2 separate regions of the Homo sapiens genome follow, and region 1 is linked to region 2. A link is a loop called in an ENCODE intact Hi-C map of the cell type or tissue named here. Cell type or tissue: GM12878. All regions are shown on one strand. Each heading gives the region's core, and the rest is flanking DNA. Links, peaks and the distances in the headings are about the cores only. Region 1 overlaps TSC22D4-C7ORF61 (TSC22D4-C7orf61 readthrough). Region 2 holds the start of PILRA (paired immunoglobin like type 2 receptor alpha).

What was found. A loop is a pair of places that touch in the nucleus more often than their neighbours do. Peaks named below come from ENCODE experiments on the same cell type or tissue, not always from the same donor. Only the 100,000 strongest peaks of a DNase experiment are listed, where the experiment ranks them.
Region 1: a loop joins it to region 2, with 4 times the contacts of the local background. A loop is called at or near these places in 2 of 110 quality-filtered maps.

Annotation. Positions count from the first base shown.
Region 1 is chr7:100,445,423-100,458,258 of GRCh38, reverse strand. It overlaps TSC22D4-C7ORF61 (TSC22D4-C7orf61 readthrough), which reads left to right. Exons shown (of 6, transcript NM_001395846.1): 6 at 1,274-1,639. The coding sequence ends at 1,507. SPACDR (sperm acrosome developmental regulator) reads left to right here. Exons shown (of 3, transcript NM_001004323.3): 3 at 1,274-1,639. The coding sequence ends at 1,507. Among named protein-coding and RNA genes, the nearest start is that of SPACDR, 12 kb to the left of the region's middle. RefSeq lists silencers at 995-1,157, 7,370-7,469 and an enhancer at 11,283-11,783. In GM12878, for the core only: a CTCF peak has its summit at 7,625 (motif pointing right); no DNase peak of the experiment used is centred there; H3K4me3 peaks cover 925 bases; H3K27ac peaks cover 753 bases.
Region 2 is chr7:100,368,215-100,378,831 of GRCh38, reverse strand. It overlaps PILRA (paired immunoglobin like type 2 receptor alpha), which reads right to left and starts at 5,345. Exons shown (of 7, transcript NM_013439.3): 1 at 5,112-5,345; 2 at 4,399-4,788. The coding sequence starts at 5,175. RefSeq lists enhancers at 4,614-4,673, 7,677-8,428. In GM12878, for the core only: a CTCF peak has its summit at 4,816 (motif pointing left); a DNase peak (open chromatin) is centred at 4,673; H3K4me3 peaks cover 2,175 bases; H3K27ac peaks cover 1,197 bases.

The sequences.
Region 1 (12,836 bases), core at 2,913-10,912, 77 kb before region 2:
TAAAACTTGGTAAAATTATACACACACACACACACACACACACACACACACACACACACACACCAGTGAGTACAAGTACAACTGGGGAAATCTACATAAGATCAGTAGATTGGATCAATGTCAATATCCTGACTATGATATAATAGTATAGATTTGCAAGATTTTCCTATGAGGTGAACTCAGTAAAGGGTGCACAGGATCTCTATGATTTCTTCCAATTGCAGGTCAGTCAGTCTACAATGATCTCAAAACAAAACAAAACAAAAAAACAGTTTAAGCCGAGCGTGGCGACTCACGCCTGTAATCTCAGCATTTGGGAGGCTGAGGCAGGTGGATCACTTGAGCTCAGGAGTTCAAGACCAGCCTGGGCAAAACCCCATTTCTACAAAAAAAAAAAAAAATATATATATATATATACACACACACACACACACACACACACACACACACACACATATATATATATAAAAGTTAGCCGGGCATGGTGGTGCACGACTGTAGTCCCAGCTACTCAGGAGGCTGAGGTGGGAGCATCACTTGAACTTGGGAGGTGGAGGTTGCAGTGAGCTGAGATTATGCCACTGCACTCCAGCCTGGGTGACAGAGTGAGACCTTGTCTCAAAAAAAAAAAAAAAAAAAAGGCCAGGCATGGTGGCTCACGCCTGTAATCCCAGCACTTTGGGAGGCCGAGGCCGGCTGATCACTTGAGGTCAGGAGTTCGAGACCAGCCTGGCCAACATGGTGAAACCCCTTCTCTACTAAAACTACAAAAATTAGCTGGGCGTGATAGCGAGCACCTGTAATCCCAGCTACTCAGGAGCCTGAGGCAGAAGAATCGCTTAAACCCAGGAGGTGGAGGATGCAGTGAGCTGAGATCATGCCACTGTACTCCAGCCTGGGTGATAGAGCAAGACTCCATCTCAAAACAACAAAAAAAAGAAGAATAGAACTGATGGGCCAGGTGTGATGCCTCACGCCTGTAATCCCCAACACTTTGGGAAGCCAAGGCAGGAAGATCTCTTGAGCCCAGGAGTTCGAGACCAGCCTGGGCAACATAGCAAGACCCCGTCTCATTAAAAAAAAAAAAAAGGATAGAAATGACAAACATTTGATGCAACCTGAGAAGGCTTTCTGGAGGAGGTGATGTATGAGTTGGGCTGATGGGAGAGGTGGAATCAGGGAGCCCTTTGCTGTTTATCTATGGGTCGTTCTAGCGGCAGTTTCTCCCTAGACCCAGCTATTTACGCATGCACATCTTCTCTTTCTCTTACAGTCATCAGTGAGTTCTGCCTCAGTCAGCTCCCAAGTGAGGACGCAGTCACCTTTGAAGACTCCGGAGGCTGAGTTGCTGTGGGAGGTGTACCTGGTGCTGTGGGCCGTTCGGAAACACCTGCGCCGGCTGTACCGCAGGCAGGAGAGGCACAGACGGCACCACGTCCGATGCCATGCTGCCCCCCGACCCAACCCGGCTCAGTCCCTGAAACTGGATGCCCAAAGTCCCCTCTAGGGGGAACCCCAGACCCTTAGAGAGTCCTGACCTCACTCTTACCTGGGGTCCCATATCAGCCCCTTCATTCCATGTATTCCAGTTGTAAAACAAGTATCAAAATATTGGGAAATAAATATCAGATAGTTCTGAGTCAGTATGGAGTGTGTTTGTGGACGGCGGGAGGGGATGAGAGGAGTTTGGGTGGGTCAGGGAGAGACCCCTAAGGTGAGGGCCTAAATCCCAGTAGGGGTCACCTGTGGGTCTATTTGGGGGGAAGCATGGTCAGCACGTTTCTGCTCTGGGTCCCACCCCCTTCTTGGGGCCAAAATGCCTGTTTGTAACTCCACCTTTCCTTATAAGGACGGTAACAGCTGCCATTCACCAAGGACCCAGTCCCGTCAGCTGCTGTCCTTAGCGATCCTACAAGAAAGGTATTTAGGGTGGATTACGGGACTTGTCCAAGGCTCAGCAAAGGAGGCCTTGCTGGAAACTGCCAGCTCCCAGGGGTAGCCCACTACCCTGCCTCTCTGGTGCTGAAGGGCTTTGCCATGGGCTTGGCTGTGGAGAGTTGTGCGTCTGCAGACGCACATGGGGGCTGTGGGAGATGCATCCACGTGCTGTGAAGGAACTCCAGCCCCGCTGCCTGCTGCCCGCGCCTCACCAAGAGCTGAAACTACACCTCCAGGGGGCTCTACAGGGACCATGCTCACGGCAGGGCCGGGTGAAGGCTGCAGCCTAGGAGCTGGGTGAGGGATTTGGCCTGGCACCGTGGGAATAAGGACCTAGAGGGAGGCTGTGGCAATTTGGAAGGAGGTTGGAGGGCAACGGAGACAACAAGAAGGGAGACCCAGCAGCCTCAGGTCCCCTCTCGGAGTAGCCAAGCCACATGAAGGTGCAGAGGTGGCTCTCCAGGAAAAAGCAGGGTTGTTTCACAAAAGCAACAGCAAGGCCGGGCACGGTGACTCATGCCTATAATCCCAGCACCTTGGGAGACTGAGGCGGGAGGATTGCTTGAGCTCAGGAGTTTGAGACCAGCCTGGGCAACATAACAAGACCTTATCTCTTAAAACATCTTTTTCACATGGTGAAACCCCGTTTCTACTAAAAATACAAAAAATTAGCTGGGTGTGGTGGCATGTGTCTATAATCCCAGCTACTTGGGAGGCTGAGACAGAATAATTTGAACCCGGGAGGCAGAGGTTGCAATGAGGTGAGATTGCACCAGTGCACTCCAGCCTGGGCAACAGAGTGAGACTCTATCTCAGAAAAAAAAAAAAAAAGAAAGAGAAAAGAAAGGTCATGTAGCTTTCATTCTGCACATGTTACACAGCAGGTGTTCAACACATGAGTTAAGTGACTTCACTGGGAATCAGTCCTGAGTGAAGCCTAAAGTCAAAGCCTGCTTTCAGGTTTTCAGGCGGGGCCTCAAAACAGACTAATAAAGAGCAGCTCATGTCTGGAGTTTTCAATCACCAATTATTCATCACGTCTCTATTATCTGCCAGGAACCCTTCTGGGGGTGAATGGTGTTGGTGCAGGATCTGAGTCCCAGGAAGCCCTGAGATTTAATGGGTCCTGAGGTTTGGAGTAGTACCTAGCTGTCTAACATCCGGGATCAGCCCCTCCGAGTCTTTAGAGATGAGCTCCTCATCGCTGGGGACCTGAGGTTTCAGTGAGAGGAGGGGAGGGGAGAGTAGGACGAAGCTGGGCCTCTGAGGGTCACTGGTAAAATAGCCTTGCAAGTAGCTACAGGCCCAGGAGCTCATCCAGGCTTGACGCTGTGGGCTTGTGGAAAGGAATACTGCTCTCGTTTGTCTTTGGCTTCTTCAGCTCTTGGGAGTGGAAGGGAAATTAAGGAAGGTGGGTTCAGCCAGCAACCAAGGCACATCCCATCACTCTCTCCTTCCCCAGATCTGGAGCCCTGTCTAGGCTTGGCTGAGCAGGCACAGGCAGACTTGTGGGAGAGGAAGGAAAGGGGTGGGCAGAAGGAAGCTGCCTCTTGATGACAGTTTTTTTGTGTGTTTTTTTGAGATGGAGTCTCACTCTATCGCCAAGGCTGGAGTGCAGTGGTGTGATCTCGGCTCATTGCAACCTCCGCCCGTGGGGTTCAAGTGGTTCTCCTGCCTCAGCCTCTGGAGTAGCTGGGATTACAGGTGCTTGCCACCACACCCATGTAACCGTTTTTGTTTTTTGGTTTTTTTTTTTTTTTTTTTGAGACAGAGTCTCACTCTGTCACCCAGGCTGTAGTGCAGTGGCATGATCTCCGCTGACGGCAAGCTCCGCCTCCCGGGTTCACACCATTCTCCTGCCTCAGCCTCCTGAGTAGCTGGGATTACAGGTACATGCCACCACGCCCGGCTAATTTTTTTTCGTATTTTTAGTAGAGAACGGGGTTTCACCATGTTAGCCAGGATCGTCTTGATCTCCTGACCTCGTGATCCGCCTGCCTTGGCCTCCCAAAGTGCTGGGATTACAGGCATGAGCCACCGCGCCTGGCCACACCCGGCTAACTTTTGTATTTTTAGTAGAGACAGGGTCTCACCATGTTGTCCAGGCTGGTCTTGCACTCCTGACCTCAGATGATCCACCTGTCTCAGCTCCCCGAAGTGCTAGGATTACAGGCGTGAGCCACTGCACCCGGCCAGTGGTTTTTGTTTTTTAGAGACAGGGTCTGGCTCTGTTGCCCAGGCTGGAGGGCAGTGGCGCAATCATGGCTCACTGCAGCCTCCAACTCCTGGACTCAAGCGATCCTCCCACCACAGCCTCCCGAATAGCTGAAACTACAGGTGTATGCCACCATGCCCAGCTAATTCTTTTTTAATATTTGTGGCGATGGGTTCTAGCTATGTTGCCCAGTCTGGTCTCAAACTCCTGGCCTCAAGCAATCCTCCTACCTCGGCCTCCCAAAGTGCTGGGATTACAGGTGTGAACCACTGCACCCAGCTAGGAATGTCATTTTGGAAGTGATAAAGAATACCATGTGCAGGAAGTAGTAGGAGGAGCCCTTGATGCGGAGTCAAGAGACCTTGGTCCTAGTCTCAATATTGCTACTACTTTGCTGTACGACTCTTATTTTTATTTTTTATTTATTTTTGAGACAGAGTCTCGCTCAGTTGGCCAGACAGGAGGACAGTGGCACAATCATAGCTCACTATAGCCTCCATCTCCTGGTCAATCCTCCTGCTTCTGCCTCCCAAAGGGCTGGGATCGCAGGCACTTGGTGATTTTTGAGAGTCACTTTCCTTCACTGAGACTCAAGCTCCTTAAATAAAATGATGACTTGATGGCTGGGCACAGTGGCTCACACCTGTAATCCCAGCACTTTGGGAGGCTGAGGTGGGTGGATCACCTGACGTCAGGAGTTCGAGACCAGCCTGGCTAACATGACGAAACCCTCTACTAAAAATACAAAAATTGGCTGGGCATGGTGGCTCACGCCTGTAATCCCAGCACTTTGGGAGGCCGAGGTGGGAGGATCACGAGGTCAGGAGATCGAGACCATCCTGGCTAACACGGTGAAACCCCGTCTCTACTAAAAATACAAAAAATTAGCTGGGCGTGGTAGCCGGCACCTGTAGCCCTAGCTACTTGGAAGGCTGAGGCAGGAGAATGGTGTCAACCTGGGAGGCGGAGCTTGCAGTGAGCTGAGATCTTGCCACTGCACTCTGGTCTGGGTGACAGAGTGAGACTCCATCTCAAAAAAAGAAAAAAAAATTAGCTGGGCATGGTGGCGCGCACCTGTCATCCCAGCTACTCGGGAGGCTGAGACAGGAGAATTGCTTGAACCTGGGAGGCAGAGGTTGCAGTGAGCTGAGATCACGCCACTGAACTCCAGCCTGGGCGATAGAATCAGACTCTGTCTTCAAAAAATAAAAATAAAAATAACAAACTTCCTCAGGCTTCAGGGAGTGTTGAGTTAACCTGCAGAAACAAGGTAAGTTCCTGGGAGGTGCTAACTAGCAGTTGCCGGAGACAGAACCAGCCCAGCCTTTGGGCTCACAAAGACCAGGTTCAAATTCTGCCTTTCCTGGCTGTGTGACCTTCAGCAAGTGAATTAACCTGTCTGAATCTCTGTCTCAAAAGCAAGGCTCTGTCTCAAGAAAAAAAAAAAAGGAAAATAAATGAAATAGTTATTAGAGTGTGGTCCTGGACCAGAGCATCGCATTCCCCAGAGAGTAGTAGAAATTCAAACTCCAGGCCCTGCACCGCAGACCTACTGAATCAAAAACCCTAGGATGGGGGCCAGCAATCTGTTTGAACACGCCTGCTGAAGTTTGGGAATCACTGCCACACTGCATGGGAATGTAGACTGTTGGGATTCTGAAGCTTAGGACATATCACAATCTCCTGAGAGCTTGTTAAAAACACAGATTCCAGGCCGGGCATGGTGGCTCACACCTGTAATCCCAGCACTTTGGGAGGCTGAGGCAGGTGGATCACGAGGTCAGGAGATGGAGACCATTCTGGCTAACGCAGTGAAACCCCGTCTCTACTAAAAATACGAAAAATTAGCCAGGCGTGGCGGCACTCACCTGTAGTCCCAGCTACTTGGGAGGCTGAGGCAGGAGAATTGCTTGAACCCGGGAGGTAGAGGTTGTAGTGAGTGGAGATTGCACCACTGCACTCCAGCCCGGTGACAGGGCGAGACTCTGTCTCAAAAAAATAAAACAAAAACAAAAAATAAAATAAGAAAAAAAAAACACAGATTCCAGGCCATGAACGGTGGCTCACGCCTGTAATCTCAGCACTTTGGGAGGCCAAGGCGGGTGGATCACCTGAGGTCAGGAGTTCAAGACCAGCCTGGTCAACATGGTGAAACCCTGTCTCTACAAAAATATAAAAATTAGCTGGGCATGATGGCAGGTGCCTGTAATCTCACCTATCTGGGAGGCTGAGGCAGGAGAATCGCTTGAACCTGGGAGGCAGAGGTTGCAGTGAGCCGAGATCAAGCCACTGCACTCCAGCCTGGGCAGCAGAGCAAGACTCCGTCTGAAAAAAAAAAAAAAACCCACAGATTCCAACTGGGTGTGGTGGCTCATGCCTGTAATCTTAGCACTTTGGGAGTCCAAGGTGGCAGGATCACTTGAGCCCAGGAGTTTGAGGCCAGCCTGGGCTACATAGCCAGACCCCATCTCTACAAAACAAACAGACAAAAAAGAAAAGTAGCTGCTGGTGGTGGTGGTATGTGCCTGTGGTCCCAGCTGCTCGGGAGGCTGAGGTGGAGGATGGCTTGAGCCCAGGAGTTTGAGGCTGCAGTGAACCATGATGATGCCGCTGCACTCCAGCCTGGGCAACAGAGCGAGAGCCTGTCTCAAACCAGACAAGACAAAACAAAACAAAAACCAGATTTTTGGCCTCAAAGTCAGAAACTGAGGTGGGGTCTGGGAATCCTTTTTTTTTTTTTTTTTTTGAGATGGGGTCTCACTCTGTTGCCCAAGCTGGAGTGCAGTGGCACAATCTCGGCTCACTGCAACCTCCGCCTCCCGGGTTCAAGCGATTCTCCTGCCTCAGCCTCCAGAGTAGCTGGGATTACAGGCGTGCACCACCACGCCCGGCTAATTTTTATATTTTTAGTAGAGACGGGGTTTCACCATGTTGGCCAGGCTGGTCTCGAACTCTTGACCTCGGGTGATCTGACCACTTCGGCCTCCCAAAGTGTTGGGATTACAGGCATGAGCCACCACGCCCGCTGGAATCGATATTTTAACCGGAGATGAGTTTTATTGGGGTGGGGGGTGCCCCGGAGGCTGCACTGCGGGGAGATCACAGAAGGCACCTTGGGGTATTGGAGACTCTGGCCTGGGGGACTGAGGACTCCCCTTGGGTGGAGGAGGGGAGATGCAGCTGGAGAGAGGACACCTGGACACCTGCCCAATCCAGTGACGTCAGCCTCGTCTGCTGTCAGAAGGGGGCGGGGCCTCGGGGGCGGAGTCTCTCCCGCCTCAGCCCTCGGTCTAGTCTGGCCACCTTCCCAGTCTGGTGGGTGCAGGTGGGGAGAAGCCTGGGTCTGGGGGCAACAAGCGCGGGTAAGACCTGTAGGGGGCCAGCTAGGGACGCCAGCGGGGGCCGGGTGGTCGGGCGTGGCGGCCGCGGCGAAGCTGGGGGACTTGAACAGCCTGTCTCGTCTTGGTCCTGACCTCCAGGTGGCGCCGCGGTGCGCGGACCGGCGTTAAGGTCGCGTCGCCCTTGGCCTCTGGCTGGGGAAGCCCCTACGGCCTAATGGGGGTGGTGGAGGAACTGCTAGAGGGGCTCTAGGCCATAGCCGGGAACAGAGAGACCTCCCTATGTGAGCCCCCGGAGACCCTGACCGCGGGCTCTGCCGCTCCTCCCAGCACCCCTACGACATTAGCCGATGGGGGAGCCGACATTAGCGGATGGATTCTTAAACACTAAAGGGTCTCCAGAGCATAAAATGGGCACTGGTGACACTGCTTCCACGGGACGGTTAGTTTCTAGTGAAAACAGCTTCTCCACTGCGCATGATGGCTCATGTCTGTAATCCTGACATTTCGGGAGGCCAAGGTAGGGAGAACTGCTTGAGCCCAGGAGTTCAAGACCAGCCTGGGCAATATAGTGAGACCCCATCTGTCGCTTTTTTTTTTTTTTTTGAGACGGAGTCTTGCTCTGTCGCCCAGGATGGAATGCGGTGGCGCGATCTCGGCTCATTGCAACCTCCACCTCCCAGGTTCAAGCGATTGTCGTGCCTCAGCCTCCCGAGTAGCTGAGATTACAGGCATGTGCCACCACGCCCAGCTCATTTTTTTGTATTTTTAGTAGAGAGATGGGGTTTCACCATGTTGGCCAGGCTGGTCTGGAACTCCTGACCTTAAATAATCCACCTGCTTTGGCCTCCCAAAGTGCTGGGGTTACAGGCGTGAGCCACTGCGCCCAACCATGAGACCCTATTTCTAAAAAAAATAATTTTAGGCCGGGTGCGGTAGCTCACGCCGGTAATCCCAGCACTTTGGGAGGCGGAGGAGGGTGGATCACCTGAGATCAGGAGTTCCTGACCAACCTGGCCAACATGGTGAAACCCTGTCTCTACTAAAAATACAAAAATCAGCCGGGCATGGTAGTGGGCGCCTGTAATCGCAGCTACTAAGGAGGCTGAGGCAGGAGAATCGCTTGAAACCGGGAGGCAAAGGTTACAGTGAGCCGAGATTGCGCCACTGCACTCCGCCTGGGCAACAGAATGAGACTCCGTCTCAAAAAAAAAAAAAAAGAAAAGAAAAGAAAAGAAAAAATAAATAATAATTAAATTAACTGGCCATAGTGCCATGCACCTAAAAGTCCCAGCTACTTGGGAGGCTGAGGTGGGAGAATTGCTTGAGTCCAGGAGTTAGAGGCTGCAGTGAGCTGTGATTGCATCACTGCACTCCAGCCTGGTTAACAGAGCAAGACCTTGTCTCAAAACAAAACAAAATTCAACAAAACAAATCCTGCCTCATCCGATTCTTGGCCAGGACACACTGGTGTGGAAACCCTCCTTCCCCACCAAGTTCGCATCCTGCCCGGCCCCCCGGGTTCCACCTGCAGCCACTCTATCCCTCTAGCCCAGAACTAACCCAGCCTCCACCCCTTGTCGTCCCTTTGTTTTCAGGATAACCTGAAATCCTAGCACTTTTGGAATAAACCTGTAATCCTAGCACTTTGGGAGTCCAAGGTGGCAGGATCGCTTGAGCCCAGGAGTTTGAAGCCAGCCTGGGCTACATAGCCAGACCTCATCTCTACAAAACACTCCCTGTGCCCTGGCCTTTCCTCAGCCTGGGGGCCAGTAGAAAAAGTGTGGGGCATTTCGAGGTTTTTCTCAGGTTGAAGGACTGGCAAGGTGTGTCTGTGGTAGTAACTTGTGGGGAAGGGACTGGGCCCTGATTCTCAGGGCTCTGCTTTGAGCCTAGGCTATATTTTATTTAATTTTAATATTTATTTATTTGTTTGTTTTGTTTTGTTTTTAGTTGTTTGAGAAGGAGTTTCGCTCTTGTTGCCCAGGCTGGAGTGCAGTGGCGTGATCTCGGCTCATTGCAACCTCTGCCTCCCAGGTTCAAGCGATTCTCCTGCCTCAGCCTCCCGAGTACCTGTGATTACAGGCATCTGCCACCACACTCCGCTAATTTTTGTATTTTTAGTGGAGACGGGGTTTCACCATGTTGGCAAGGCTGGTCTCAAACTCCTGATCTCAGGTGATCTACCACCTTAGTTAGCCTCCCAAAGTGCTGGGATTACAGGCATGAGCCACCGGGCCCGGCCTTATTTATTTTATTTATTTTTATTTATTTTTTTTGAGACAGAGTCTCACTCTGTCGCCCAGGCTGGAGTGCAGTGGTGAAATCTTGACTCACTGCAACCTCTGCCTCCCAGGTTCAAGCGATTCTCCTATCTCACCCTCCTGAGTAGCTGGGACTACAGGCGCACGCCACCACACCTGGCTAATGTTTGTATTTTTAGCAGAGATGGGGTTTCACCATATTGGTTAGGCTGGTCTCGAACTCCTGACCTCAGGTGATCCATCCGCCTCTGCCTCCTAGAGTGCTGGGATTACAGGCGTGAGCCACCACGCCCGGCCATAATTTATTTTATTTTTGAGACAGTGTCTTGCATGTCACCCAGGCTGGAGTGCAGTGGTGCAATCACAGCTCCCTGCAACTTCTGCTTCCCGGGGTCAAGCGATCCTCCCATCTCAGCCTCCCAGGTAGCTGGGACTACAGGCATGTGCCATCAAGCCTGGCTAATTTTCTGTATTTTTGGAAGAGATGGGGCTGGTCTCGAACTCTTGAGCTCAAGTGATCTGCCTGCCTCAGCCTCCCAAAGTGTTGGGATTAAAGGCGTGAGCCACCGTGCCTGGCCTTAAGCTTCTTTTCTTCTTTTTTTTTTTTTTCCTTGAGACGGCATTTCACTCTTGTTGCCCAGGCTGGAGTGCAATGGTGCAATCTCGGCTCACCACAACCTCCACCTCCTGGGTTCAAGCGATTCTCCTGCCTCGGCCTCCCAAGTAGCTGGGATTACAGGCATGCGCCATCACAATGGGCTAATTTTGTATTTTTAGTAGAGATGGGGTTTCTCCATGTTGGTCAGGCTGATCTTGAACTCCCGACCTCAGGTGATGTGCCCACGTCAGCCTTCCGAAGTGCTGGGATTACAGGTGTGAGCCACCACGCCTGGCTCTTTTCTTCTTTTTTGAGACGGGGTCTCACTGTGTTGCCCAGGCTGGTCTTGAACTGCTGGCCTCAAGTGATCCTCCCAGGTCAGCCTCCCAAAGCATTGGGATAACAGGTATGAGCCACCACACCAGCCTCAGCCTAGTCTTCAGTCTCCTGAAGCTCAGTGTCAAAGGCCTCAGCTTTTTTTTTTTTTTTTTTTTGAGAGAGAGTCTTGCTCTGTTGCCAGGCTGGAGTGCAGTGGCGCGATCTCGGATCACTGCAACCTCTGCCTCCTGGATTCAAGCAATTCTCCTGCCTCAGCCTCCCGAGTAGCTGGGACTACAGGCGCCCACCACCACGCCCGGCTAATTTTTTTGTATTTTTAGTAGAGACAGGGTTTCACTGTGTTAGCCAGGATAGTCTCGATCTCCTGACCTCGTGATCCGCCCGCCTTGGCCTCCCAAAGTGCTGGAATTACAGGTGTGAGCCACCACACCCGGCTCCAGCCTCAGCTTCTTTTTTTTTTTTCCTCTCTCTTCTTTTTTTTTTTTTTTTTTTTTGGAGACGTAGTCTCGCTCTGTCGCCCAGGCTGGGGTGCAGTGGCGCGATCTTGGCTCACTGGAAGCTCTGCCTCCCGGGTTCATGCCATTCTCCTGCCTCAGCCTTCTGGGTAGCTGGGACCACAGGTGCCCGCCACCATGCCCAGCTAATTTTTTGGTATTTTTTAGTAGAGATGGGGTTTCACCGTGTTAGCCAGGATGGTCTCGATCTCCTGACCTTGTGATCCGCCCGCCTCAGCCTCCCAAAGTGCTGGGATTATAGGCGTCAGCCACCATGCCTGGCCATCCCAGCCTCAGCTTCTTGAGCATGCATGCTTCCTGGCTGCCATGGCAACTCGACACTTGCGGATCATGATGGCTGACCAACTGTGTGGCCACCCCCGGAGCTTATGAGGTCTGAGGCCACTGAATGGGCCTTGCTGGACATAGTCCCTCCCCACCAGCTCCTTCACACAACAAGACCTCCCCTAACCATGGTACCCCATCTAGTTCCCCACACAGATGGACCCCGCTCCCATACCAGGGCTTCTGACTCTCCACCTGTCTCACACCACCTGACCTCTCTCCTCCTGCCTCTGCCCTTGTTTCCCTTGGCAACTCTCTGGGCCTGTAGAGGCTCTCTCAGGGGAAGATAGTCCTTCATGACCAAATCCTTCCCTCGTGGGTCCCCAGACCCTCTGATTCCAGCCCCCCAGAGATGGGGATACTGCCAAGGTGAAGGTTTCGGGGAAGACCCTCAGGGAGGTTCAGCTGTGTTTGTTTCCTGTGACTGCTGAAATTGTACAGATTGCCACATACTACATCCTAGACCTCCTGAATTCTGATTTGGGGATCAGGAAGGAGGTTGCTGGGAAGCAGAGGTGAGTCATGACCCAGGCTGGTGGGGCCCCATCAGGGAGGTTAAGTCTCTTTTTTAAAATTTAATTTAATTTATTTATTTTTGTAGAGACAGAGTCTCTCTATGTTGCCCAGGCTGGTTTCAAACTCCTGGCCTCAAGTGATCCTTCTTCCTTGGGCTCTCTTAAGTGCTGGGATTACAGGTGTGAGCTATGGTACCCATTGCCCTCTAGAGGAAGGCAGGCCCAGCCTGCAATCCCAGCATTTTGGAAGGCCAGGTCAGAGGATTGCTTGAGCCCAGGAGTTTGAGACCAGCCCGGGTAACATGGCAAGACCCTGCCTCTACAAAAAAAAAAAAAAAAAAAAAAAAATTACCTGGGTGTGGTGGCATGTGCCTGTAGTCCCAAGCTACTCAGGAGGCTGAGGTGGGAGGATCGCTTAATCCCCAGAGGTCAAGGCTGCAGTGAGCCATGATCGTGCCACTGCACTCCAGCCTGGGTGACAGAGCGAGACCCTGTCTCCAAGAAAAAAATAAAACTTGAAAAAAAAAAAATCTAGAGGAAGGCAAAGGGTCTGGAGGGCATCGTGAGCAACACTCACCTGGTCAGTGAAGCTGAGCAAAACTGCCCTGCTCAGACCTGAACTGGCCTGAGACAGAGACAGAAAGGGGCAGGCAGTCTGGGCATGGTGGCTCACACCTGTAATCCCAGGATTTTGGGAGGCTGAGGCAGGCGGATCACCTGAGGTCAGGAGTTCAAGACCAGCCTGGCCAACTTGGCGAAACCCTGTCTCTAATAAAAATACATAAATTAA
Region 2 (10,617 bases), core at 1-8,000:
TGTGAGCCACCACGCCTGGCTGCCTATGCATTACTTTTACAATGACAATTATTAAGGATTCATAAAGTAATCTTGCATATTAATAACGAGGAAATATGGAGGGTAAAAAAATCTTTTTTCTTTTTTTTCCTGAGACAGGATCTGGCTCTGTCACCCAGGCTGGAGTGCAGTTGCATGATCTCAGCTCACTACAGACAGTTAAACAATCTTATGAGACATTTATATGATGTTTGGCAGAATACTACCAAGATTTACTGAGGGATATAAAATAGGACCTTGTTCCTGGATGGGAAGATTGTGTATTAGCCTGATTTCAGTTTCTGTCAATTGCATAATAGGTTTAATGCAACTGACTTAAAAGAGTGTTGTGTTTTTTGTTTTTGTTTTTGTTTTTCCTAAACTGGATAAACTTATTCTAACATTGGGGAAGGAACAGGCAGGCAACAACAGAAAAATATTTTTTGTTTTGCTTTGTTTTTTAAGACAGGGTCTTGCTCTGCCACTCAGGCTGGAGTGCAGTTGCGAAATCACAGCTCATTGCAGCCCCAACCTCCTGGCCTCAAGCGATCCTCCTGTCTCAGCCTCCTGAGTAGCTGGGACCATAGGTGTGCACTACCACAACTGGCTAATTTTTTTTTTTTTTTTTAGAGATGGGGGTCTCACTATGTTGCCCATGTTAAGTCTCAAACTCTTGGGCTCAAGTCATCTTCGTGCCTCAGCCTCCCAAAGTGCTGGGATTACAGGCATGAAGCCACTGCACCAAGCCTAAAAAAGTTTTTGAGGAAGGAGTAATACGTTTGAGATGAAAATAGTCTTAGGCATTGAAATGTGATAAAGTTACAATCACTAAACCTGTGTGCTGATGTAAGAAAAGACAGATCAGTGAAACAGAATCGACTGACCAGAAACAGATGCTTTTCTACAAAAATAATTTTAAAACCAGGCCTAATGTATCAATAGAGAAGCAGATAAAAATGCAATAAATGGGGTTGGGACAACTGATTATATTATTTCATATAAAGATCAATTTAGTTGTTTATGCCATATACCAAAATAAATTATCACTACATACAAATTTTTTTTTAAATTAAGAAGCCTTGCTCTGTCACTCAGGCTGGAGTGCAGTGATGCGATCTTGGCTCACTGAAACCTCCTCTGACTCCCGGGTTCAAGCAATTCTGTCTCAGCTTCCTGAGTAGCCAGGACTGCAGGCATGAGCCACTGTGTCTGGCCAATATTTTCAACCTATAGTGGAAATAGGGATTTTTGTGCTTAGAAATAAAACAGAAAAGGCCAGGCGTGTTGGCTGAAGCCTGTAATCCCAGCACTTTGGGAGGCCGAGGCGGGCAGATCACGACGTCAGGAGATCGAGACCATCCTGGCTAACACGGTGAAACCCCGTCTCTACTAAAAATACAAAAAAATTAGTCGGGCACGGTGGCGGGCACCTGTAGTCCCAGCTACTCGGGAGGCTGAGGCAGGAGAACGGCATGAACCTGGGAGGCGGAGTTTGCAGCGAGCCGAGATCATGCCACTGCACTCCAGCCTGGAAGACACAGCAAGACTCCATCTCAAAAAAAAAAAAAAAAAAAAAAAAAAAGAAATAGAAAAGTGACAAAGAAGAACACAATTAGGTTTGGTTACAAAAGTAAAATTATGTAAAAAACATTAATAAGCCAACAACAAACTTAGTTATATCTGCTACAAATATTCCTTTAGTTTGTTGCATCTTAGCATGATGGTACTTCAGCTGGATTAAAAAATTTTTTTGCCAGACACAGTGGCTCATGCCTGTATCCTAGCACTTTGGGAGGCCAAGGTAGGTGGATCACTTGAGCTCAGGAGTTTGAGACCAGCCTGGGCAACATAGCAAAATCCCATGACTACAAAAAAAATACAAATATTAGCCAGGTGTGGTGGTGCGTGCTTGTAGTCCCAGCTATTTGGGAGGCTGAGGCAAGAGAATCACTTGAGCCTGGGAGGTCGACACTGCAGTAAGCCATGATCACACTCCAGCCTGGGTGACAGAGCGAGACTCTTGTCTCAAAAAAAAAAAAAAAAAAAAAAAAAGGCAGAGCAAGGTGGCTCACACCTGTAATCCCAGCACTTTGGGAGGCCAAGCTGGGCAGATCATCTGAGGTCAGGAGTTCGAGAGCAGCCTGGCTAACATGGTGAAACCCTGTGTTAGCCTGGCATGATGGTGGGTGCCTGTAATTCTAGCTACTTGGAGGCTGAGCGGGAGAATCGCTTGAACCTGGGAGGTGGAGGCTGGAGTGAGCCAAGATCATGCCATTGCACTCCAGCCTGGGTGACAGAGAGAGATTTTGTCTCAAAAAAAAAAAAAAAAAACACTTTTTTCTCTTTTTATTACTTTCCTGAATTTTGTTTTTTATAATAAGCATGAATATTCAACTAATTGAATTAATTGAAAATACAATTTATTAGTGAAAAAAACAACAAATCTGACCTATGCAGAGAGGTGAGAAAAGCAAGCAGGAATTAAGGAAAGAGGAAGAGAAGGCCTGAGAAAAACCCAAATCTCTCAAAAAAGGCCATTTAAGGAAATATGTAGGAAATCAAAGTTCAAGGCTGTCTTGCTTCATTTAGATTATGGAGCCACTTTCCATCTGCTCCAAAACCAACACAGTGGTTAAGATGGTGCAGTGGTTTACCAGGGCGCAGGCAGCGAGAGTGTCCGTCCCTGCAGGTCCCTGCAGGGAAGAGTAATTTATCCCTGGCATTGTTTAGGATTGCCAGTGCAAGTGATTAGAAAAAACAAACCCACCTGGCCAAAGATTAGTTTCCTAAAACATTTTCTACAGACAATGCACCCCCTTCCTGCCTGGGCCTGGGAGAAACTCCCCTCACCCCACTGATCTGGAGACAGATAAACCCAGGCTCAAATTTCCCCGACGCCCTTTCTGAATAAAACAGAAGATCTATTAGTGCAACACATCCCATCACTAGGTTCAAAAGTAGGTCAAGGCGAACACTATGGTCAACTCAATAGGCGAAGCCCTGTAGCTAGAGGTTAGGTGAGAAAGCTCTGCAGCTCACCATCCCTTTCATTGTGTTTGTTTGTTTGTTTGTTTGTTTGTTTGAGGCGGAGTCTCACTTTGTCACCCAGGCTGGAGTGCAGTTGCTCGATCTCAGCTCACCTCAACCTCCACCTCCCCGGTTCAAGTGATTCTCCTGCCTCAGCCTCCCGAGTAGCTAGGATTACAGGCATGCGCCACCACACCTGGCTAATTTTTGTATGTTTAGTAGAGACGGGGTTTCACCATGTTGGCCAGGCTGGTCTCGAACTCCTGACCTCAAGTGATCCACCCACCTTGGCCTCCCAAAGTGTTGTGATTACAGGCGTCAGCCACCATGCCCATCCCTCACCATCCCTACCAAATCCCATCTGCACCACTAGTGTGATGTTGGGCACAGATATATAGGCTCTGTTAGCCTCAATTTCCCTGTCTGTAAACTGAAGAGAATAGCAGTTCCTCTTGTTATTGTGGAGTCTTGGTGAGGGTTCACTAGGGCAATGCACACGAAGCGATTTGCCAGGGCCATGCCATGGTGCCTCAATGAATGGGGGCTGCTGCTCTTGCTTCTGCAGACACATCCCTTAGTGTTGGGAAGGACAGAGTAGCAAGACCAGAGTGGAGGACAGGGAGAGCACGGCTGGAAGAACCCAGGGGCTTGTCAGGGAAAGTGGGGGCTGCAGGGGCCAGGGAGAAGTGAGGAGGGTAAAGGATGGATGCAGGAAGAGAGGGATATGATACACGAGAGAAGAGGCGAGACAGGTCAGGGAGGAGCTGAAGGACACTTCTGGGAAGCAGAGGGGGAGAAGGAAGTGGGCAGATGGGAACCCAGGTGATAGGGCTTGACCCAGGGACTGCAGGGCTCCCAGGGCCAGCCACTGGGCACCTGCTGGGGGTTCCTGAATGAGCTCCTGACTGTGAGAGATGCAAGGTATGGGGCCCACCCTGAGGCACTAACGGGGACTCCACACAGAGACACATGACAAAGAGCGGGTGAGCCACATCCTGGAGAGATCGAATCGGCCTGGAGGTTATGGGGAGAGGCCAGGCTGGAGCCTCATTTTGGAGAAAGAATGAAGGATAATTAGAGGGTCCAGCAGCTGCTGAGGCCTGAGGAGTGGGGGCGGGGCTGGATCTGGAGGGGACAGTGAGGGGGATGGTTGGGGAAAGCAGATCAGTTGTGGAGACAAGGGGAAGAGAAAAGGGGAGAGGTGGCAAAGGCCTGAGGAAGTGTTAGGGGCCAAAGAGAGAACTTAGGGGTCGTCAGAAGAAGTGGGGTCTGAGGTGCTGGGGACGATGTCACCAGTGATCATAAAAGCCTCACTGCGGTGGGCAAAGCGGGTGCCAGGGCAGCTGGACTCACCCTGGGTGATGGAGAGTTTGGTCCCCTCGATGGACTGCCACTGCTGCCTCCCTGAGCTCCGTGTGTCCAGCTCAACTCGGCAGAAATACACAGACTGGTCCTGCTTCTGCAGGTTGGAGATCCTGAGGAAGCCGCTCTTCTGACCCTCTGTCCAGTTCAGAAAGAGCCGGTTCACATAATCCTTGTGAATGGAAGGCGGCCTTGTGCTGTAGAAGGACTGCCTGTGGAAGTGGCCCCGTCTCCAGGATATTCTCACGTCGGGAGCTGTGGCTAACTCCCAGGGGTAATAGAAGGAGAAGGGGATTTCCACAGAGCCACCCATGGAGGCTGAGAGGTGTTTTGGTTGAGTGACCCCATAAAGGTAGCTTGGACCAGATCCTGTGGAGCCACCTAGAGGAGGGAGGGAGTGAGTAGGGGAGAGACCTTGAAACCACCTCAAGACACAAAGAGGGTGACCCCAGACCCTCCCGCACCTTCACCCACAGGCAGTCGTGTGACAGGTGGCTGGACTGACCTCTGGCCTGGGTCTCCCACTCTTCAGGCATGGGGGAGGGAGGAGGGGGAGAGGATGGGGTCACCCGCCCCTGTGGGACCCGCCCTTGTTTCCTGGTGGTGGGAGCCTGGGCCCTCCCCAAGATGTCCCACCTTTGTCTCGGGTTGGCCCCTCCTGTGGTTTGGGCAGAGCCCACATCTGGGTGGTCCTGGGTACTCACTAGGCTGCAGAAATGCTGGCGGCAGCAGCAAGGGCAGTAGGGGCAGCAGCAGGGGCCGACCCATGGCCTTGTTCTTCTCCAGGGGACGGGGAGACCAGCAGAGCCGTCCAGGCAGGAGAGGGGCCCTGTGGAGGGGCCGCCTGGGGGTTGAGGTGAGTGAGGAGAGCCGGGCTCAGGCTCCGAAGAGGGCTGTGGGGGCCAGGAGCCTTCCCCAAACCAGTGCACCTCCAGGGTGACCAGCACTTCCTTTATCCATCTGGCTTATTTTCCCCTATTGCAAAAGGGCCTCCCTTGTGGTCAGTGCCAAGTCAGCCCTGCCCAAAGGCCGCGGTCCCCGTCCTCCTGCCGAGGGGCTGGGCCTGACCTTGGGGGGCTGGGCCTGACCTTGGCTGGCTGGGCCCCTCCCACCTGGATCCCTGCAGACCCCACCTCACTCAGCCTCACTTCTCATCCTTCTCTCTGCCCAGGGCCAGCGCAGGCTCTTTCAGGGAGAGGAAAGGCAGGCCTGAATCTCTGTCCTTCTGCGCCCCAGATTCAGTCCTCAGAGAGGAGGAGAAGGAAGCCGGTGGAGGTCACAGGTGCTCAGCCCCCAGCCCAAGCAGAAGAGCCCCCAGCTTGTCCTCTGTCCCTCTCCCTCCCTGGCAGGGGCTCCCATGCAGTCCCCAGGCACCACCACGACCCAGCTGGCCTCTTCCTGCCCCAGGCCCTCTCTCGGTGCAGGCACCACGACCTTGCTCAAGGGGTGAGGGGGCTAATGGTCCCCTACACAGAGACTGGTCCTTCTGGAAGCCACCCCTTGACCCCCAAGACATGAGACTGGGTCTGCAGGCTCCCCTCTGACGTCCCGCCCTACACAGGAGGGGACAGGGCTCTGAGAAGCCCTGCCCCAGGCCACGTGACTTGCAGTAGTGGGTACAGGACTGGAGCCCCCTCAACCCAGATGTCTGGGCCTGGCTGAAGGGTGGAATCTCTGGGCCTCAACTTCTGAGTGCAGGACAGGAGGCTGTCCCTTCATACAGCCCCTCAGGTCATTCCCTCCACACACCTGAGCCCTTGGCTGATCCAGAAGCTTCCTTGGACACAGAAGAAAGTGAAGGCTCAGAGCAACACCCACCCCACACACAGTCCTGGGCCCATCTCTAACGGGGATCTGCCGGCCTTTGCCCGGGGGTGGTCACTGGAGCAGGGAGCTTTGGTGGTGCACAGGGCTCCCTCCGTAGGAGGCTCTGCCCACCCTCTCCAGGGTGAGGTGGCATCAGTTGAGGGGCCGTGGGGGAAGACAGGATTTCATCAGAGGAAGTGACATCAGCCTTCTTGAGACAGAAGCAGGCAGGGACGGGCCTCCCTTCTCTTAGTCTCTTCCCTGGTCCTAGTAGGCTCCTCTGTGCTTCCCAGGGCCAGCCAGGCCGGCCCGCCCTCCCTCCCTTTACAGGCCTGAGGAAACAGGTTCCCCATGCTCAGGAAACCCCTCCGTCTGAGCCAGGCCCTAAACACCTCATTCTCTGCTTCACAACATTCTGAGGTGACACATTATCTCCATTCAACCCACAGGGAAACTGAGGGACGGGGGCTTTGGGCTGAACTGGTCACAGCTGGAAAGATGGGCTGCAGAGAGGACAAGGGACCCCCTGGCTGTCTGGGCAGGGCCTCGAGAGGGTGGCCCGCCCCACCTGAGGACCTGGCTGAAAGGTCACCTGCTTACCAGGCTGTCCAATGTGGGGGCCACATAGAACTTATAGCCAACAGCCTCTGGGTAGCTCTGGAGGGCACATGCTGCCCAATGCTGCCACGTGCAGTCTCCTTAGATGCAACATGCATGTTTATGTCACTTTCAGGCCCTGGATCCAGCTGAACCCCCATGGGAGATTCCTTCTGTGTCAGGATTTCTGCTCTGGGATGGTGTGAGGTCTCCTGGATTTGTTCATCCTCCCTCCCCCAACAGCAGTGACAGAACCTGGGACTGAGCCTGGGGCTGTGGCTCTCTCACAGACAGGGCTTCTGAGAGGAGGAGGAGGGCCTGGAGGAGGGCATGATTCCAATGTGGGCAGAGCCTAAATGCAGCCCCTTAGTGCAGGTGCTCATGGGAGAGGCGTGGGAAGTCGTGTGTGGGGAGCAGGGGCAGGGAGGGGGTAAGTACCCTGCACCGCATTATGAGAACCACTGCTTGGATGTCCCCACATTCCCCCAACAAGTATCCTACTGTCCTCACTGGCCACATCCGTCCCTGCCCCCAGCCCCTCACCTCTCCTTGGCACCCACCGTTCCTGCTTTCCTCTGATCCCAATCGACATCCCATAGGCTTTGTGGAGTTCACAAGCCAACTGTAATATTCTCACAGTAATTCAAAGGACCTAGAATAGCCAAAAGGCCTTTACAAATGAAGAATGAAGGTGGAAGATTTATAATACCTGACTTCAAGACTTGCTGTAAAGCTTCTGTAATCAGGCTGTACTGTCCTCAAGGTACTAGAGTGTCCACAGACTGGAGTGTAGGGACGCGATCACCATCACTCCTGGGCTGAAGCAATTTGCTGACCTCAGCCTCCCAAGTAGTGAAGACCACAGGCACACACCACCACACACGGCTAATTTTTTTTTTTTTTTGAGAGATGGGGTCTCACTATGTTGTCTAGGCTGGTCTCAAGTTCCTGGGCTTAAGCAATCCTCCTGCCTCGGCCTCCCTCAGTGCTGGGATGACAGGTGTGAGCCACCTCACCAAGCCCCACTGGATTGCTGATATTCTGGCATCTTGGACCTCCAAGAGCAGAGAGAGGGACTGCCCCTGCCAGAGCCAGCCAGTTGTTAGAGCTAGCAAATGACCCCTCTGAGAGTGTCCCTTTTTTTTTCTGAAACAGTCTCACTCTGCTGCCAGGCTGGAGTGCAGTGGCACGGTCTCGGCTCACTGCAACCTCCACCCCTGGGTTCAAGCGATTCTCCTGCCTCAGCCTCCCAAGTTGCTGGGATTACAAGTGCGTGCCACCATGCCCAACTAATTTTTGTATTTTTAATAGAGACGGGGTTTCACCACGTTGGCCAAGATGGTCTCCATCTCCTGACCTTGTGATCTGCCCACCTCGGCCTCCCAAAGTGCTGGGATTACAGGCTTGAGCCACGGCTCCTGGCTGAGTGTGCCTTTCATATGCAAACCAGCTAATCCAGGGCCCCAACACTGAACCAGCTCTTCTAGCTGCCTCTCACCCTTCAGAAGGCAGTATTTCTCTGCCTTCATCATCCTGGGCCAGACACCAAATAACAAATGACAGCCTCTAATCCCCAGAGCCTGCTAACGTTATTCTAACTAGCCAATCCTAAACCTGCATACCCTTCCTTGCCTTTTCCAGGGAAAGCATAACAAAGGGTCTCACCCCTGTGTTCCCTTGGCTTCCTCTACTCCCTGAGGGACCCTGGTGCTTTCCCAAGTGGCCCTGCATGGCTGTGTCTCTCGTTTCTGGGGATCTGTGAGGATACACTGCTTCCCTTATGACCCTCATTTCCATGGCCATACCTGATGGAAAGAAATGGCAGGTGCATTTTGTTTTATTATTATTATTATTTTGAGACGGAGTCTCACTCTGTCGCCCAGGCTGCAGTGCAGTGGCACCATCTCGGCTCACTGCAACCTCTGCCTCCCAGGTTCAAGCGATTCTCCTGCCTCAGCCTCCCGAGTAACTGGGACTACAGGTGCCCACCACTATGCTCACCTAATTTTTGTAGTTTTAGCAGAGATGGGGTTTCACCATGTTGGCCAGGCTGGTCTTGAACTCCTTACCTCAGGTGATCCACCTGCCTAGGCCTCCCAAAGTTGCTGAGATTACAGGCATGAACCACCGCGCCCTGCCAGCAGGTGCATTTGATTTATTTTTATTTTTTGAGACGGAGTCTCGCTCTGTCACCCAGGCTGGAGTGCAATGGTACAATCTCGGCTCACTGCAACTTCCACTTCCTGAGTTCAAGTGATTCTCCTGCCTCAGCCTCCTGAGTAGCTGGGATTACAGGCACGTGCCACCATGCCCGCCCGGCTACTTTTTGTATTTTTAGTAGAGATGGAGCTTTGCTATGTTGTTCAGGCTGGTCTCGACCTCCTGACCTTGTGATCTGCCTGCCTCAGCCTCCCAAAGTGCTGGGATTACAGGTGTGAGACACTGTGCCTGGCCCAGCAGGCGCATTTTAAAAGAGCTTTTAACTCTCTGGACAATCCCAGGAGGTAGGCAGCATCTCTGTATGGTCCTCAATTTATACAGAAAGAAACGGAGGCCCTGAGGGTGGTTCTGAGCCTAGCCTGAGGTCACATGGCCCAGGAACGTCCACTGTGGCATCAGGTCTGAGCTTGGGGCCTGTGCGGCCAACCACTTCCCCATTCAGTGACATCAGCCAGCAGTCCTCTGGGCCTCTGTGACAACCATGCTTCCCTTTTCTGTGTTGTCTTCCTTCTGCACAGGGAGGTGCTTGAGGGCTGGGGCACTGGCTGGTGTAGCTTTGGGTCCTTGTCACCCAGTGCAGTGTGCCTGTCACCCAGGGCAGTTAGTGCTGACCAAATGCGTATGGAGAGGGTGGAGGCATCTTCAAGGGGTGGGGATCAGGTGACGATCATTTTCAGTAGAGATGGGGTTTCACCGTATTGGCCAGGTTTTTTGTTTTGTCTTTTTTTTTTGAGACAGGCTCTCTCTCTGTCACCCAGGCTGGAGTACAGTGGTGCAATCACAACTCACTGCAGCCTCAGTTGCCACCTGAGGGCTCAATTGATTCTCCCACCTCAGCCTCAAAATGTGCTGGGATTACAGTCATGAGCCACTGTGCCTGGCCCAATCATGCCTTTATAATGAAGCCCATAAAAACCCAAAAGGGATGCAGAGGGCTTCTGGATAACTGAACTCATGGAGCTTCCTAGAGGGTGCAGTGCCTAGAGAAGACACGGAAGCTTTGCACCCCTTCCCCCAGGCCTCCCTCTGTGTATCTCTTATATCTGGCTGTTCATAACTATCCTTTGTAATATCCTATATCTTTATTTTGAGACGGGGTCTCGCTATGTTGCCCAGGTTGGTCTCAAACTCCTGTGCTCAAGTGAACCTCCCCCCTCAACCTCCTGAAGCACAGAGATTACAGGCATGAGCCATGGCGCCAGGCCCTATAATATCCTTTATAAGGGGACACATGTAAGTAAAGGGCTTCCCTGAGTTCTAGGTACCATTCTAGAAAATTAATTGAACCCAAGGAGGGGATCATGGGAACCTCAATTTTTATAGCCCTGTGTCAGAAGCACAGGCACCACGTGAGCTTGCGACTGGCATCTGATGCTGGGGCAGCCTTGTGGAACTGAGCCCTCAACCCGTGCGATCACAGGAAGCAGCCAATTTGCTGTAGTAGCCGTGGCCAACACACTGTCTCTGACAGTGTTCTTGCCCCTGCCCACTCCTTCTTAACGATTCCCTCTCAGCCAGGCATGGTGGCTCACGCCTGTAATTGCAGCTATTTGGGAGACTGAGGCTGGAGGATTGCTTGAGCCCAGG